Linked DNA regions of Mus musculus: region 2 is linked to region 1. The links are chromatin contacts, found by Hi-C or POLR2A ChIA-PET in ENCODE. All regions are on one chromosome and are shown on one strand. Each heading gives the region's core, a stretch centred on a gene start or an enhancer-like site at or near the end of the contact. The rest is flanking DNA. Distances are from core to core; before and after follow the strand shown. Region 1 holds the start of Uqcrc2 (ubiquinol cytochrome c reductase core protein 2). Region 2 holds the start of Mosmo (modulator of smoothened).

Region 1 (3,858 bases), core at 249-2,748:
AGGGGGTGGGCAGAAGGAGGGACCTGGGTGGGAGAGGGGACAGGGAGAGGAAAAGGGGAACATGATCAGGTATTGGGGTAAGGGAGAATCAGGAGTGAAGCTCTGAGAGCCAGCAGAAAAGAATAGAAACCACCCCCCTCAGATGGGGGGACCCTCAGAGACCTGGGAAGTGAAAGACTCTCAGAACTCAAAGGGAGGGACCTTAAATGAAATGCCCAACAGTGGGGAAAGGGAACTTATAGAGTCCACCTCCAGTAGAAAAGCAGGACATCAAGTGGAGGGATGGGGTTGCCATCCCACAATCAAAAACTCTGACCCAGATCGTCCCTGTCTAAAAGAACTGCAGGGACAAAAATGGAGAACAGACTGAAGGAAAAGAGGTTCAGTGGCAGGCCCAAATTTGGATCCAGCTCAAGGGGAGGCTCCAAGGACTGACACTACCCTCAGAGAGGCCCAACAAGCAGCTGACTGAGACAGAAGCAGATAGTTACACCCAACCATTAGACTGAAGTCGGAGACCCCTGCGGTTGAATTAGGGGAAAGACTGGAAGAAGCTGAGGAGGAGGAGGGCAACCCCATAGCAAGACCAACAACAGTCTCAATTAACCTGAACCCCTGAGTTCTCTCAGACACAGAGCCACCAACCAGGCAGCATACATGAGCTAGTCCGAGGTCCCAACATATATACAGCAGAGGACTACCTGGTCTGGCCTCAGTGGGAGAAGAGGCACCTAACTTGAGAAACGAGGCCCCAGGGAGTACTGAGGCCTGGCGGGGGCATCCTCTTAGAGAAGGGGTAGGAGGAATGGGATGAGGAACTGTGGGAGGGGCGGACCGGGAATCTGGCAACGACTGGACTGTAAAAAAAATAAAAGTAACCAAAAACATTTTTAAGCAGCTATGCGGCTTCATGAAAGCAGTGGTTCCCGAATTAGTCTCAATCATAGTGTAACACACGAATGATTTGTGCCATATGTCTGTATCACCAACAGTTAAACATTTTTAAGTACAATAGAAGACTATATTAAGTCCCTGATTATACACACACGCGCAAATTTGCGCGAGAAAATTTCACGAGATTGAGTCCTTGCTGGTGACGATCTCCTTGCGGCAAGGAGACCTACAAGTGTGTCGATCTGTTCGACGAGACATTCGTCCTGCCAGTTTCTGTGAACTCGGTCACCAAGTTCGCGGTACCGGGAAGACTACAGTAAAAGTGGCGAGGGACGACCTCCGAGGAACAGGGAGTGCCGACGACTCCCGGACTTGCGAGGACTCACGGGCAGGCCCAAGACGGCTGGGGTGACTGTGACGGCTGCAGACGCAGCTGGGATTACAGGCTGCATGTCTTTTGCAGAAAAAGAACTCAGAAAGGATAACCTACAAAAGCTGCAATCTAGTCCGGGAGACCTCTAGCCTCTCCCCAGGAGCTGGGCTCGTCCCGCCTACCGGAGCAGTAGAGCACTGCATGCGTAGAGGGCCGCCGGTACAAGGGGGCGTGGGCAAGCTCGCAGTGCACACCGGGAAACTCGGTCCTCCGACCCCATCTTGCTTTGCTGTCTGCAGCGGTGACCGTGGGAAAGGGCAACTGCTAGAGCCATGAAGCTCCTCAGCAGGGCCGGGTCCTTCTCGGTGAGCATGGGACGTGCGTGGGGCAGGGCTGGGGACGCTTGTCGGCCACTCAGGAGCTGGGTGCGGAGTGTGCGGCCTTGGCCTCAGGCCTGGGTCTGCCCTTCAGGTAAACCCCGCGGAGAAGGGGGCTGCCAGCGAGCCGAGGCCTGGGAGGCTCGGCGGGTCCTGTGAGCAGCCGAGAGCTAACGCGGGGAAAGCGGAAGAGGAGGGTGGCCTGGAGAGTGGCGGAGAAGCGGCTCTCGGGAGATTCCTGAAGGTCACTCGAGAAGCAGGTAGGGTGTAGGCCAACGCCACCCGGGCCGCCTGCTTCCCCTACCTACGACCTCTGCCCCTGGGTTGATCCCGAGGCGTCGGTTTCCCCAATGCGTGCGAGTTTATTAAATTCACAAACGCGGTGCGCTGCTTATCTCAGTGCCGGCACCTTCGTTCCTGTCAGTACTCAGTCCCCGCATTCCTTAAGATGCTCGTTTTCTCGGGGTCCCATTTAAAGGCTTCCTCCAGGAGGGGCTCTTGATCTTTCTTCAAGACTAGCCCTAAAATATGTAGTTGTCACTTGCGGTGAGGAGAGGAGTACCTCATGTGTGTCAGCACGTTATCACGCTGGAATCGTGGTTTTCAAGAGATGAGAATGGGAGCATTTAAACTTCAACAAGGGCTAATTTGCCCCTACTAGCCGGTCACATGCGGAGCTTTTTATTCGTAACCACCTGTTGAGAGAGTGCTTCTAGCATCTAGAGGTCAGCGGTGCAGCTAGACATCCAACCATACAACAGCAGCCCCTACAGCACAGTTACAACGCGGAAATGCCAGGAGTGTCTGTGTTGAGAGACGACTAGACAGTGATACACCAGGCCTGGGCATAGTGTTTCCTTGTGCTTTATACTTACATATATGTGTTGTACAAATTTAGGCTGCAGTTGTATTCCTTGTGCCTAGACAGACCAATTGCTAGCAGTCCTTAGAGAGCAGGACTTTCCATGTGTTATTAAAACAAAGTAGAAATTGTATCTAAGTCTTTCCTGAAAGGAACCCAAAAGAAGCAGGAGATTTTAAACTTCACTACCCAAAAGCACAGAAGTGGAAGTGTGGATTATTCATATGTGGACTGTTACACTTGGATGTTACAGGAATTACATCTTGGGCACAGCTAAAAATTCACAGCTAAAAATCACAAGTGGCTGCATATACCTTATCCAGCAAACTAAAATGAAAATGACACAGTTAATTATATTCATAATTTACAAGCAGGACTGAAGGGATAAAGTAGTAATTCCATGAACAGGTGAAAACCAGCAGCCAGATTAGCCCAGCACTGACTGAGTGTTCAGCATACAGCAGTCTGGGCAGTGCCGAGTAGGAGCATTATAGAACTTTACAGGTACACTTGACAACATGTTTAGTGGATCTTAGCATCATGAAAGTGTATTTGCTTGCATGTCCATTAGTAATCCTGTGAACCCTAGACATAATTGGAATATCTTAATAGCTTTATACCATTGTGTATAATGTGTGTGTGTGTGTATGTGTGTGTGTGTATATGTGTGTGTAAAGTCAGTGCATTTAGATCCATCATCCAAGTTATTACATATTATGCTGAGAATTTGTTGTTGATTTTAGGATTGTGTAGATATTTGTTCAATAAAGCTAAGACCCTTTCTTGGTTGAATATGCCTAGTACAGCACCTGAAAGGGTGAAACTGTAGTGCAGACATTAAGGGCACTGGGAAACGATCCTTAAAGTGACCAAGGAGATGAAGGTGATTTTAGTAAAAATAAATGAAAGACTGACAAATGGAGGAAACAGGAATGCTGAAATCTGTTATGAAGTGTTAACAATCCAACTGTCCAGAAACTTTGAAATCATCACTACTAGAAGGAACGCTTGACATTTTAATAAAATAATTAAAAGCAACAAAATAGGTATTTTTCCAAGCTCATAGAGAACTCATTATTCTGTATAAATCACAAATCAGCACAGGTTTAAGAATGCTTCAGGCCAGGCATGTGGTATAAACCTTAGTCCCAGAGGAATCCTGAGCTTAAGGTCATCCTGGGCTATGGTGCAAACTTTTTTTTCAAAAAGGGAGGGGAGAAAAGAAAAGAAAAGCTATCTACAGGGGAAAAAATGGCTTGGGTAGAGCGAATGACTAAGAAACTTATGAAGGAGTTACTTGTCAGAACGTCCCATGAGGGTAGAGAGTTACCTGAAACCACTGTGTTGAGTGG
Region 2 (3,872 bases), core at 1,303-3,802, 42 kb after region 1:
AGCACGCCACAGTCTCATCCCTTTAACAGCCACCGTATGGCTATTTCTGTCTTTAGCCTGCCAGCACAGAGCCCTCCTGGGGGCCGTCTATGTTCTTCTGGGTCTCCAAGGACTCTCCACCGTAAGGGGCATGGTGGCTCATCTCCGAATAGAAAGATCCCAGCTGTTTACTCAGGTGAGTGATGAGATGCCTCTGCTGCACACAAGGTCTGTTCAGGAGGAGAGGAAAAAGAGGCTCAAAGCAAGGACATGGACTTCTCAGTTCAAGTTAGCAGCAGGGCTGGAATTAGCACATACTTCTCCATCATTTTGCTCTCCCCCCACCCCACCCCCTCATTGCCCCTCAGTTTTGCTTCTGTTAAAATGTAGGTAGAGCTGTAGAGAAGGGAACTGTGTTGTCCTGTTACTGCAGAGACATGGGACTCTGAATTATCAGCGCGATTGGAGACAAACAGAGCGTGCGGCTAAAATGGGAAGTGGTGGGAACTGTGTGAGCACTGTGCTTGCCTCCTAATTACTATGCCTGTCTTACTTGTAGGAAAAGACCAGGTGAATCGCTGTTATCTACAATGATACGAAACCCCTGGAGAAGGATGGAGAATGTTTTTTAATCCTTCTAACACACATACACTCATACACACCCACGCAAGCACACACGAATACATACACACACACATGTACACACATGCACACACACACATTTTAATCACAGGTCTAGAATCTTGAATAGAAGAATACATATACTTCAAGATGTCCTGGTAAATACTGTTGGGGTAAAAGGAAGAATTTATACATTTTTTTTTCAAACTCAAGAATTAAAGTATCGTCATCCCACAGAGCTGGAGTTAAAACAGTCGCAAACTGTTCCAACATTTGGCCTTGATCAGTTATGAACATCAATGGGTATTAGTCAGGAATCCTCTCTGTTATAGTTACAGCTCCTTTTATTCTGGACAATCAAAACAGCAGATAAGCCAAAACTAAGCCGGGCGGTGGTGGCACACGCCTTTAATCCCAGCACTTGGGAGGCAAGGCACAGGCAGGCAGATTTCTGAGTTCGAGGCCAGCCTGGTCTACAAAATGAGTTCCAGGACAACCAGGGCTATACCCTGTCTTGAAAAAACAAACAAACATAAACAACAACAACAACAACAACAAAGCCAAAACTATGGCTCCTTAGAACTTCCCCAGTCTTTAGAACAAGAAAGGGAAGAGCTACTGCAGCAACTGATAGGCATTCTATCTGGATCCCCAGGAAACATGAATTACCTGAGTCAGTGTCAATGGCAGAGGAAAAATAAATTATGTAATTAAATATGCACTTTTAAAAAAATACTTGCCCCAAGAGACCAATGTTTGGGCTGAAAAGTCTTTAGACCAGCAATCAACTCCATTTTCCCCAATCTACGTGGTGGCACTGGTGCCCATTACGAAAGGATGCTGGATTTGGTGGAATTTGAAACCTCCTGAGTTTTGTGGACATGTAGGCATCCCAAAAATAGAGACAAAAGTCGCTCTTCTAGGTCTTTCTAGAGATAGCTTAGGTGGTACTTAAGTAGAAAAATCATCTCCATTTGCTCTATGGAGTGCTAAGAAAGAGATGGATATAAAGTCAGGGTTAATGGTGATTTAGCAGAGAGCCACGGTGGAAGGAAACCTCCAGGGGGTAGCAAAATCGTAGACAAATCCTGTTATTATAACAATTCATATTATTGTTTCCTGTTTATGCACTAAATCTAAGGCTCTCCCCACAACCTTACTCTGTAAATATCACTAAACACCTGGTAGGGGCAAACTAACAAACATTTCAGGTTATTCTTCATCGCTTTCTCTGTTATCAGCAAGTTCTTCCTTCTGTCTGCAAAACACACACATCTGCTCATTTTTCTCTTTCTTGACTACCATAACTAAAAACCACAATTCTCTGTCTTAGACTGCGGGGCCATTTCTGGTGTCCCTACATTCGCTGCCCCTCCCCCCATTATAATCTATTTATACCACAGATCTTCACAAACCAAATAAGGTCATGTCACTATCCTGGTCGAAAATCCTCCAGTTCCTTCCCATTGCATCTGGAACAAAATCCAAATACACATTTGGTGAATTTAAAGACAGGATCTCCCTGTTTAGCCTAGGTTGTCATGGAACTGGTGTCTTTCCAGCTTCCGCTTCCCGAGAGCTGGGATTCGTAGGCGCGTGCCCACCCCGAATGCCACCTCTGGCCTCTGCCTACCTTTTCTCCTGCCACTCACTCTCTAGTCACACGGGCCGTTCTGCAGGTCCCTGAACCTGACATCCACTTTCTCTCTCCCCAGTGACTGTTTCCTTGTCTCTGGAACAGTCTGCACCTAATTCTCACTGGACAAATCTTTAAGATCTCAGGGGTCTCCGACCCGAACCACCGTAGCAGCCCCGAGCGCCGGGCTGAGCCGACGCCCCCTCGGGAAGGCTCTGCAGGGCAGTCCTGGGCGCCGCCGGCCGGCGCGCGGTTTCGCTTCCGGGTGAGGGGCGGGCGGGCCGAGCAGTTCCGGGGCGGGCGGCGGCTGCGGGTCCCGGCGCGGAGGGCGCGAGCGCGCGGCGCGGGCCGAGGGCCGAGGGCGGCGGCGCGGGGACCCCGGGGCCCGGCGGCCCATGGGGCGCGAGGAGTGAGGCCGCGGCCTGCCCTGCGGTGGGGGGTGGGGGGAGCGGGGCGGGGCGATGGATAAACTGACCATCATCTCAGGATGTCTCTTTCTGGCCGCCGATATCTTCGCCATCGCCAGCATCGCCAACCCGGACTGGATCAACACCGGGGAGTCGGCGGGTGAGCGGCGTGCGCGGGCCGGGAGGGTGGCGGTCCCCCGGGTCGGCGATCCCGAGGGTTAAAGGTCGGCGCCGGGGTGGGGGGGCCGGCGGAGGCTGTTTGCCGTGGCTCCCCCTTTCCCCTTTGAAGTGTCTGTGGTTATAGTCTTTGCTTTATTTTTAGGCCTGGGGGGAGCTATAATAATACTAATAATAAACTTCATTTTATGGAGCATCTTTCATTCCAGCGCATCTCACGCACACACGCGCGCGCTGGAGATATCTTAATAGTAGTTAGAAAATTAAATAACACATTAGAGTCGCAGGCAGCCCCAGAGGCAGTGCCTGCTGGAACGTTGGCGCTGGAGGCGGGTGTCTGTGTGTGTGTGTGTGTGTGGGGTGTCCTCAAGAAAGAGGCGGGCATCTTTCCGAAGGGTATCCCAGGTGAATGCGCTGGCAGGGTTCTCAGCTCCAGCCCTCCCTTGCTTCTCTCTTTCTCACCTAGACCTGCGAGACCAAACCTTTAATTAATGTACACAGCTGTCAGGAGAACTGCTCAGAATTAAGGAACGGTCTTGTATTTGAACTGCTTGTTCAGCGAAGGTGAAGGGGAATGAGGAGTGGGACCCTTCAAATGATTTCTTATAAAATGTATCGTTGTGCTGTCAAACTTCTTAAGTGCCGCATAGGGTTCTCAATTTATCCAGCAATATTTTTAGCTCTTAAAACAAAACAAAACAAAACGGTAGCTGGGACATTTGTTGCTTTCTTCTTCCTCTCTAACCTAGACCTAGTAACACAAAATCATGCTGCCAGATGTACTGGTTATTAACATAACACTGAAGAATTCCACTTGTCTTGGCTGTAGAGTTTTAGCAGAGCTGTTAATTGTAACACATAAAAAGAGAGTTTGGGAATCATGTGGAGTTTGGTAATACCTGTGGGCTGTTTCTGAAAGTGTTGCTGACTCCAGACAGTGTACTTGACTATATGTGTGAACAGACATTCAGTTCATTATCACCGTTGTTTTTACTCTGACTGTATGTGTAGAGACTCCTTTGTGAGACTTTCTAAGTATCACATGCTTAGGA

What was found. A loop is a pair of places that touch in the nucleus more often than their neighbours do. ChIA-PET counts read pairs that join two places held with the same protein, here RNA polymerase II (POLR2A).
Region 2: a loop to region 1 is called in a map of heart, with 3 times the contacts of the local background. The contact joins the promoter of Mosmo here to the promoter of Uqcrc2 in region 1. A Hi-C loop is called at or near these places in 1 of 37 maps with a recorded cell type or tissue (heart). POLR2A ChIA-PET finds 5 or more read pairs at or near these places in 1 of 5 experiments (Patski).

Annotation. Positions count from the first base shown.
Region 1 is chr7:120,633,691-120,637,548 of GRCm38, forward strand. It overlaps Uqcrc2 (ubiquinol cytochrome c reductase core protein 2), which reads left to right and starts at 1,499. Exons shown (of 14, transcript NM_025899.2): 1 at 1,499-1,632. The coding sequence starts at 1,600.
Region 2 is chr7:120,675,068-120,678,939 of GRCm38, forward strand. It overlaps Mosmo (modulator of smoothened), which reads left to right and starts at 2,553. Exons shown (of 3, transcript NM_001164580.1): 1 at 2,553-2,803. The coding sequence starts at 2,698. It also overlaps a transcript of Pdzd9 not described here.